Linked DNA regions of Homo sapiens: region 1 is linked to region 2. A link is a contact called in ENCODE Hi-C or POLR2A ChIA-PET data. All regions are on one chromosome and are shown on one strand. Each heading gives the region's core, a stretch centred on a gene start or an enhancer-like site at or near the end of the contact. The rest is flanking DNA. Distances are from core to core; before and after follow the strand shown.

Region 1 (4,340 bases), core at 182-2,681, 42 kb before region 2:
TGCAGGCTGGGAAGTTCAAAATTGGGTGGTCACATCTGGTGGCTTCTGGTGAAGCCTCAGGCTGCATCGAAACATGGCAGAGAAATGAAAGAGGAGCTAGGCTAATGTGACAAAGGGCAAAATACAAGAGGCAACCTCCCTATACCAACCAGCTCTGCAAGGAACTAATCCATTCCTGGGAGAACTAACAGTCTCTCAAGAAAGACATTAATCTATCTTAACAACCTAATTACCTCTTAAATTCGCCATCTCCCAACACCATCCCATTGAGGTCTAAGCCTCAACATGAGTTTTGGTGGGGACAAACTGCACTCTAACCATAACGGATCTTTTGTCCATTTTTTAATCAAGTTATTCATTTTCTTCTGGTTTAGTTTTAAGAATTCTTTGTATATTTTGGATAATAGTCCCTTATCAGATGTGTCCTTTGCAAATATTTTCTCCAAATCTGTGGTTTGTCTTTTCTTTTCTCTTGACATTGTCTTTTGCAGAGCAAAAAAAAAAAGTTTTTCATTTTGATGAAGTCCAGCTTAAAAATTATTTCTTTTGTGGATTGTGCCTTTGGTGTTTTACCTAAAAAGTCACCACTATATTCAAGGTCATCTAGTTTTCTTCCTAAGTTATTTTCTAGGAGTTTTATAGTTTTGAACTTTATATCTACATCCATGATCCATTTTGAGTTAATTTTTGTGAAGGTGTAAGGTGTACATCTAGATTATTATTATTTTATTTTATTTTATTTTGCTTGTGGATGTCCAGTCATTCCAGTACCATTTGTTGAAAAGATTATCTTTGAGGCTGGGTGCAGTGGTTCACGCCTGTAATCCCAGCACTTTGGGAGGCCAAGGCAGGTGGATCACGAGGTCAGGAGATCCAGACCATCCTGATTAACATGGTGAAACCCCATCTATACTAAAAAAATTACAAAAAAAATTAGCCAGGCGTGGTGGCGGGCACCTGTAGTCCCAGCTACTCGGGAGGCTGAGGCAGGAGAATGACGTGAACCCGGGAAGCGGAGCTTGCAGTGAGCCAAGATTGCTTCACTGTACTCCAGCCTGGATGACAGAGCGAGACTCTGTCTCAAAAAAAAGAAAAGATTATCTTTGCTCCATTATGTTGTCTTTGCTCTTTTGTCAAAGATCAGCTGACTATTTTTATGTGGATCTATTTCTGGGCTTTCTATTCTGTTCCATTGATCTCTTTATCTATTCTTTCATCAGTACTGCACTATCTTAATTACTGTAGCTTTATAGTAAGTCTTGAAGTTAGGGAATGTCAGTTCTCTGACTTTGTTCTTTTTCTTCTTCTTTTTTTTTTTTTTTTTTGAGATGGAGTTTCACTATTGTTACACAGGCTATAGTGCAGTGGCATGCTCTCACCTCACTGCAACTTCTGCCTCCCAGATTCAAGGAATTCTCCTGCCTCAGCCTCCTAAGTGTCTGGGATTACAGGCATGTGCCGCCACGCCCGGCTAATTTTTGTATTTTTATTAGAGATGAGGTTTCACATCGCTTCTCGGCCTTTTGGCTAAGATCAAGTGTGAGATGAGGTTTCACTCTGTTGACCAGGCTGGTTTTAAACTTCTGACCTCAGGTGACTCACCACCCTCGGTCTCCCAAAGTGTTGAGATTACAGGCATGAACCACCGTACCCAGCCTGTTCTTCTCTTTTAATATTACGTTTGCTATTCTGGTTTCGTGTTTTGTTTTGTTTTGTTTTGTTTTGTTTTGCCTCTCTATGTAAACTTTAGAATTAATTTGTCAATATCCACAAAATAACTTGCTGTGATTTTTATTGGAATTGTATTGAATCTATGAAGTTGAGAAGAACTGACATCCTGAAAATATTTAATCAACCTTAATTCTTAATTGCATGATCATGAATAATCTTACTAAGTTAAGACTAAGATGATCATGGAATATCGCTCCATTTATTTAGTTATTCTATTTACTTATTCTTTGATATCTTTCAGTAGAATTTTATAGTTTTTCTTATATAGATCTTGCTCATATTTTATTAGATTTATACCTAAATATTTCATTTTGGGGGGTGCTAATGTAAATGGTAATATATTTTAGTTCCACAGTATCATTTTGATATATAGGAAAGTGGTTAGCTTTTGCATATTAACCTTGCTGTATACAGGATACCTCGTATCCTGTATCCTGTAACCTTGCTATAATTGCTTACTAGTTCCAGGAGGTTTTGTTGTTATTGTTGTCAATTCTTCTGGATTTTCTACACAGACAATTATGTCATCTGCAAACAAAGACAGTTTTATTTATTCTTTTCTTTTCTTTCTTTCTTTCTTTTTTTTTTTTTTTTTTTTTTTTTGAGATGGAGTTTCGCTCTTGTTGCCCAGGCTGGAGTGCAATGGTGTGATCTTGGCTCACCGAAACCTCCACCTCCCGGTTTCAAGTGATTCTCCTGTCTCAGCCTCCCGAGTAGCTGGCATTACAGGCATGCACCCCCACACCCAGCTAATTTTGTATTTTTTGTAGACATGGAGTTTCTCCATGTTGGTCAGGCTGGTCTGGAACTCCTGACCTCAGGTGATCTGCCCGCCTTGGCCTCTCAAAGTGCTGGGATTATAGGCATGAGCCACCGCGCCCGGCCTTATTTACTCTTTTCTAATCTATATTTCTTTTACTGCCTTTTCTTGTCTCACTGAATTAGCTAGGACTTCCATTAAAAAGCAGTGGTTAGAAGGGACATCCTTGTCTTGTTCCTGATCTTAGTGGGAAAGCATCAAGTTTCTCACCATTAAATATATTAGTTTCAGGTTTTTTGTAGATGTTATTTATTAAGTCGAGAATGTTCCTCTCTATTCTTAGTATGCTGAGAGTTTTTATTATAAATGGGTGTTGGGTTTTTGCCAAATGCTTCTCCACATCTATTGATAAGATCATGTGATCCTTTTCTTCTTTAGCCATTGATGTAATAGGCAATATTAATTTATTTTCAAATGTTGAACAAACTTTACATACCTGGGATAAATCCCACTTGGTTATAGTGTATAATTCCTTTTATACATTGTTGAATTTGACTTGCTAATATTTTGTTGAGGATTTTTGCATGTATGTTTATGAGAAGTATTGGTCTGTAGATTTCTTTTATTGTAACATATTTGTCTGGTTTTGGTATTAGGGTGATGCCGCCTCATAGAATGAGTTAGAAACTATTCCCTCTGCATCTATTTTCTGGAACAGATTGTGAATAACTGGTATAATTTCTTCCTTAAATGTTTGGTAGAATCCACCAGTGAACCCATCAAGTCCTGGTTTTGAAAGGTTATTAATTATTGATTCAATTTCTTTAATAGATATAGACCTATTCAGATGGCCTATTTCCTCTTGTGTGCATTTTGGCAGATTGTATATTTCAGGGAATTGGTCTGTTTCATCTAGATTATCAATTTTGTGGGCATACCGTTGTTCATAATATTTTTTATTATCTTTTTAATGTCTATGGGATCTGTAGTGATGTCCCTCTTTCATTTTCGATATTAGTAATTTATATCTTCTCTCTCTTTTTCTTAGTTAGCTTGGGTAGAAGTTTATCCATTGCTTTTGGTTCTGTTGATTTTCACTACTGACTTATTTTTAATTCATTGGTTTTTGCTCTAGTTTTTATGGTTTATTTTTTCTGCTTACTTAAAATTTAATTTGCTCTTCTTTTACTAGTTTCCTAAGGTGGAAGCTTAGATTATTGATTTTAGAGCTTTCTCCTTTTCTAATATATACATTCAATGCTATAAATTTCTCTCTAAGCATTGATTTCACTGCACCCACAAAATTTGATGGTGTCCAAGTCTCCAGGGGCTTACAGAGTGTAAATGTGTATGAACAGGTGAGTCATGGGCCCCTGGATTTCCAGGGAGCCTACATTTCCTGCTTTCTGTAGCATGTGGTCCAGAGTCCTACTGAGAAACCTGCTGCAGACACACCCTTCCCAGTAACCAGCTAACTAACCAACCAAAACCCAAGAAACTAGGAAATCCTAACCAGTGTTTCCTAATCATCAGATTTCTGAGGGGTAGGGTCTGAGTATCTGTACTTTTTAGGCCCTCTATGTGATTCTGATAGACTGGTGCCTTAACTACAACCACACTCTTCCATTTGCATTTACCTGAATGTGATTCACTTTCAGGCTTCAGTATATGATGTTCCTTTGGTCTAGATTTCCCTTCCTCCTCCTGCTCATCCTTAAAGTCCAGCTCAGAGGTGGTCTCCTCCATAAAACCTTCACAGAGGCTCTCTTCTACCCCCCTCTATCTTCCTACCCCACCCACAAATTAGAATTAGTCATTTAAATGTCTATGTCTGCAGACTGGGCCATGA
Region 2 (4,641 bases), core at 374-2,873:
TGTCTTTTGTTTGCATCATTCTTTTATCATTAAGGTTGCTGTCTGGCTTTTTTGTCTGTTGAAAGATTTCGTTTCAAGATAAATTAAATAAAACATTACCATATTTTTCAGCAATGAAACATTTCAGATGGAGAAAGAAGTCAATAGTTTTCTGGTTTAAGTTTGTATTTTTATTTTCAATATTCTATCCTGCCTTGTTTCGGGAATACTTCAAGGCCGCTGATGTGTTTACTGCTCAAATATCAACACAGCAGTAATCAGGCCTTTGAAACTATGGGTGAAAAATCCAGTCCATTTCAGTCTTTTTAATTTATGAAAAGAGATTGTGTGGCATTTTGCTTCCTGTCCCTTTTCATAAGAACTTTAAATATGGACACCCCTCCTGCTGGTGTCTTTATATAGGGAAGCTCTGCGTGAGGTTGAAGTTTTTATGAGGAAACTTGTTTAAAACACAATCGTATTTTAAGGCGGGTTTGCCACAGCAAGGTTAGGGGTTACCAATAAATCGGTTTACAGCAACTTCTCTATTCTCTGCTCCAGACACACCAATGGGGTGACCCGTGCACAATTCCCGCTGGCCACACAAGGCAGCGGCAGTTCTAGTTGATCCTTCCTTCGTCAACTAGATCAACGAAGGCTGTCTTAGAGAGCTTCGGGTATTAAGTGAGCAGAGTCCCTTAGGCCAATTTGGCTGCCTGGGATTCCTGGGAGGATCTTGGAGAACCCAGGACACCCGAATCCCTAGTCCCTATCCTGGTTTTTGCTCTGCTGGAGAATAACAAAACATTTTGGGAACTCAGGAGTTTAATTTACTGCCACCAACCGACAAAATAATAGCATCTTTGTGTGTTCTCTCCCCTCCGTCCCTCCCACCTCCTTCCGACAGAAGCACGACGCTGGCCCTCTGTGAATGTAGCGCAGACAGCACGGGCCAGCCCGGAGCGGTCGCAGGAGGCTCCAGACCCGCGGCCCCAGGGACGCCCGGGAAATCACCGGCCCCAGAACGTCCCCCATTCCTTTTGGGAAATAAAAAGACGCAGCCGGTGAGATGCCTTCTTAGACCTTCCAGCTCATTTAGCTGATTCTGGCCCCAGAAAGTGTGTTTGTGTTTGTGTGTAGTTAAGTGAGGCAGAGAAAATCCAAGAAAGCCGCACAAGCCACCCCAAAGCGTCCACGGAAACTCCAGCTCGGTTAATTGCTCCCATATGTCCTCCTCGGCTGTGGTAAAAAAGCAGCGAGGAGGGAAGGCCGGGTCGCTTTATTGATTTTGAAGAGGCTGTAAAAAAGACTATGGCCCATCTCATTTTGGTCCCAGAGGGGCCTAGGCGCAGCCCCGGGGGACCCGGTGCCCAGAGGGATGGTAGGGTGCTTCAGGCCCGGACCTGGCGCCGAGAGGCGGGACAAGGGGACCTCGCGCCCAAGCCCCGCGGAAAGTTCGCGCTCCGCGCTCCAGCCGGTCCCTGGATCCGCCGCAGCCCGGGGCGGGGAGGGGCGCGGGAGGCGCGGCCGGGGCGGGCGCGCGAGAGGAAGGTGCCTTCGGGAACACGCGCAAGGGCGGGGATTCGCGCTGCCAATGAGGCCCCGGTGTGGGCCGAGCAAGGCGGGGGGACGGGCCGGAGCGGAGGCTTTGCTGTGGCAGCTGCTGGAGCGGCGGCCGCCTCGGGAGCCGGAGGAGAGGCAGCCGCGGAGCGCCGAGCTGGCCTCGCCCCGAGGCCCGGCCCTGGGTGTGGGGAACCGCGCTGAGGAGCTGGAAACTTTCCCGGCAGGTAACTCCCGCAGCCCGGACTCCGCCGCGGGCCTGCGAGCGCCCCGGGCATGGCCAGCTGCCAGTGTGCGGAGAGGTCGAGAGGGACCCGGGGTGGAGAGGGTGATGGGAGAAGGGAAAGGCGTGTGGGAAAGTTTCTGGAGCGCCCCCTCCTCCGCCGGGCACACCCGGGAGCTTTCCGGGAATAGGCACAGACATGTTGGGCGCCCCGGGCCTTGGTCTCTCGGCGGCTTTGGGGAGTCCGCACCTTCCTTGCGCGGTTCCCCCGCGCCGGACCGAGCCGGCCTCCCCTGGAACCGGTGTGGTGGGAACCGGGAACGCTTGGGGCACGCTCGAGTTCTGGGACCACCCCCGCCCGGCGCGCCCGCTCGCCCCCTTTCCCGCCTTCTCTGTAGCCCTCGGGCTTGGCAAGGGCCTGGGCTACGCCTGGTACCTGGCGCGGGGGAGGCGGGGGGAGGCGCGCCTGGCACCGCGGGGTCCTGGGCGCCCCCCGGAGTGTTGGGGTGCGCGGGTCGCGAAGTTGCCGAGAGAACTTAAGCCGGAGGCATGGTATTGCCCCAGTCTGGGCTGAAAGTCTATTGCTTTGCTTCCAAGAACACTGCGATTAGCATATCCACACTCCTTTATTGGGGGTGGGGGTGAGTTAGGATTAGACGTTGGGGGTTTTTCTTTAGGGGTGGGGCGCTGAGAAGAGCGGTAATTGTCAAGATTGTGAGCCCCCTTGTTCTTGGATGCAGAGTGGTCATTTTCGGGGGACGATATCAGGGCACTGGCTTCCTGGAGGACTTTGGGGTGCGGGCGCGCAGCGCTGTGGGTGTGCGGGGCTCCCGGCTTTGGCGCGGCGGCTTTCCGGAACGCCTGGCTGGGAAGGAAGCTCTAGGCATTGTGTGGTGTGTTTGCAGACAGAAAGGTCCCTGGACCGGTGTTCTCAAAACTTACTGGACTTATTGTGTAAAGCTCCGGGAGGAAATGTGGCGTTGGCCAGGTAGAAACGCGGCGCTGCGGCCAAGGGGCGGAGGACGCCAGGCTCGGCAACGGCCTTCTCCCAGCCCCCTCCTGCCAGCTCCAGATCCGCGTGCCTCCAGTGTTGGGACCGTTCTCAGTGGCGTTGTTCCCTGCTGGAGTTAACTTGGGAGGTGAGGAGGGAACTTTCATCTTGAACTTGACCCCAGAAGCAGCGTCGTCCGTACAGGTTACAAGGTAAATGGAAGCTGAGTCTTAACGTGGGTTGGACCGCAAACTCTGGCTGGCGCGGAAAGGAAGTTCCTGGTTCAGAATCTTTGAGGAAAGGGCTCAAGATTGCTGAGATCGCTCGCTCTGGAAATGCCAGACACACCAGACTGCAGAAGTTAATGCGTGTTTGGAGGGGTGGGGGTGGGAGAGGAAAGGAGAAACCTGGTTAGTTGGCACAGAGGGCTGGTATTTCTCTGTAGTGGAAATGAAGGGAGTCTGCGTCTCTGCTTTCACCAGATCCGCTACCCTCTTTTTTCCTTCCTTGGTCATCTTTATTCCTGCCAGGCTGGCACTCCTGAGGCAGGGGAGGGGAAGGAGAGGAAAGCAGTTGTGAAGCTTCCTGGGTCAGCCTGGAGGTATTTCAGATCTGCTACTAGGAAGATTCCAGGATTTTAACAGCTGCTTCTTGATTGCTGGGAATGAAGGAGTTTATGAGCGGCTGAGACTACTTCATTATAGAAGTAGTCTGAGTGTTTTACTCATCTAAGCTACTTAAAGACCTCACAAGGGACCTTCCCTAGAGTATGCCAGTTTCTGCAGTTTGTGTCAGCCAGAATGCTTGGTGAGTGTTAGTCAAAAAGCATCATAAATATATCCTGGTGGTTCTGAAATGAAAAGTATGTGGCAGTAAAGGAAGTATGGTATCTGATATCCTTCAGGACTTCCTCCTAGGGTTGTTCCTGTTACCTGCCAAGTGAACTTGGTTCAGGCTTCCGGACTGTTGTGATTTGACAATAAGAGATGGGAAATAGTGTCATCGATTTTAGTGGAAGCAGGAAAAGTCCACAAATAAATTTAAGGTGAGTTTTTATGACCCTGTCTTGCACATGTGGTGCCCCAAACTTAACTTTTTGGCACCAAGCCTTTTGGTTTGAAGTGTTGCTGGAACTTGGAAGCAATGGTTTTCCTGCTTTCTTGGTTTAACCACCAGAATGCCCAAATTATTATAATTTATATCCATCCTTGATCTAAGATATAACTGATTCATAGTCAGCCTTTTTCTGCTTCCCATAACAGCCTGTAGAAAAAAGAACATTTTGTCTCTTTAACCACACACGATTTATTTGGTGCCATAGTAGGTTTTGACACTGGGTGATTGAGGGCATAATTTTAGAGACAATGGAGTTGTCTGGATTAAATCGTCCATTTTTAGGCAACGTTCTCTTCTGAGTTGCTGATTAATTCTTTATTTCTCTGGGAACATTAAAACCAGCATCCCTGAGCCAGTGGAACTATAATCCATATTATAATGACTCCTGCCAGCATAGCTGGAGGTTAACTTTATGTCGTTGTTTCCATTAGACATTTCTAACCTAATTGTAAAGATTTTGTCTCAGTTGGGTTGAGAGTAGGGTTGAGAGTCTCATAGAAAAAGAAATGGCTTTATTTTTATCTTTATGATAAAATAAAGTTTGTGTTACAGGAATACATTTACAGAAGCAAAATAAAGAAGAGTGTTTATATATTTGTGGGGAGGATTTGTTTTAGTGTTTAAAATAGTTTGGTTTTCAACTGTCTCTTAAATGCATATTTCAGTGGTGGAAAAACCAGAACCTCTCCCTGCCCCCTTTCTCCCCACGTTATGAAAGTGTTCACTGTACAAAGAACTCTTAAGCCTTTCTGGGTCTTGGTTTTCTCATTTT

What was found. A loop is a pair of places that touch in the nucleus more often than their neighbours do. ChIA-PET counts read pairs that join two places held with the same protein, here RNA polymerase II (POLR2A). Pooled maps may share reads with other maps.
Region 1: a map of PC-3 shows a loop between it and region 2 (2.8-fold over the local background). The contact joins the enhancer-like site here to the promoter of TANC1 in region 2. A Hi-C loop is called at or near these places in 7 of 168 maps with a recorded cell type or tissue (Calu3, MCF 10A, PC-3 and 4 more), 1 of 37 single-sample maps with no recorded cell type and 10 of 50 pooled maps. POLR2A ChIA-PET finds 5 or more read pairs at or near these places in 8 of 52 experiments (HEK293, HEK293T, MCF 10A and 5 more).

The regions. Positions count from the first base shown.
Region 1 is chr2:158,925,265-158,929,604 of GRCh38, forward strand. No RefSeq gene overlaps it. Among named protein-coding and RNA genes, the nearest start is that of TANC1, 41 kb to the right of the region's middle. RefSeq lists an enhancer at 3,743-3,912. Within about 2 kb of position 1,432, at least 3 of the 41 ENCODE cell types and tissues checked have a DNase peak (open chromatin) inside an H3K27ac peak, as active enhancers do; they include PC-3, PC-9 and endothelial cell of umbilical vein, where a contact is called at or near this core.
Region 2 is chr2:158,967,017-158,971,657 of GRCh38, forward strand. It overlaps TANC1 (tetratricopeptide repeat, ankyrin repeat and coiled-coil containing 1), which reads left to right and starts at 1,624. Exons shown (of 27, transcript NM_033394.3): 1 at 1,624-1,766. RefSeq lists silencers at 1,410-1,519, 1,580-1,659.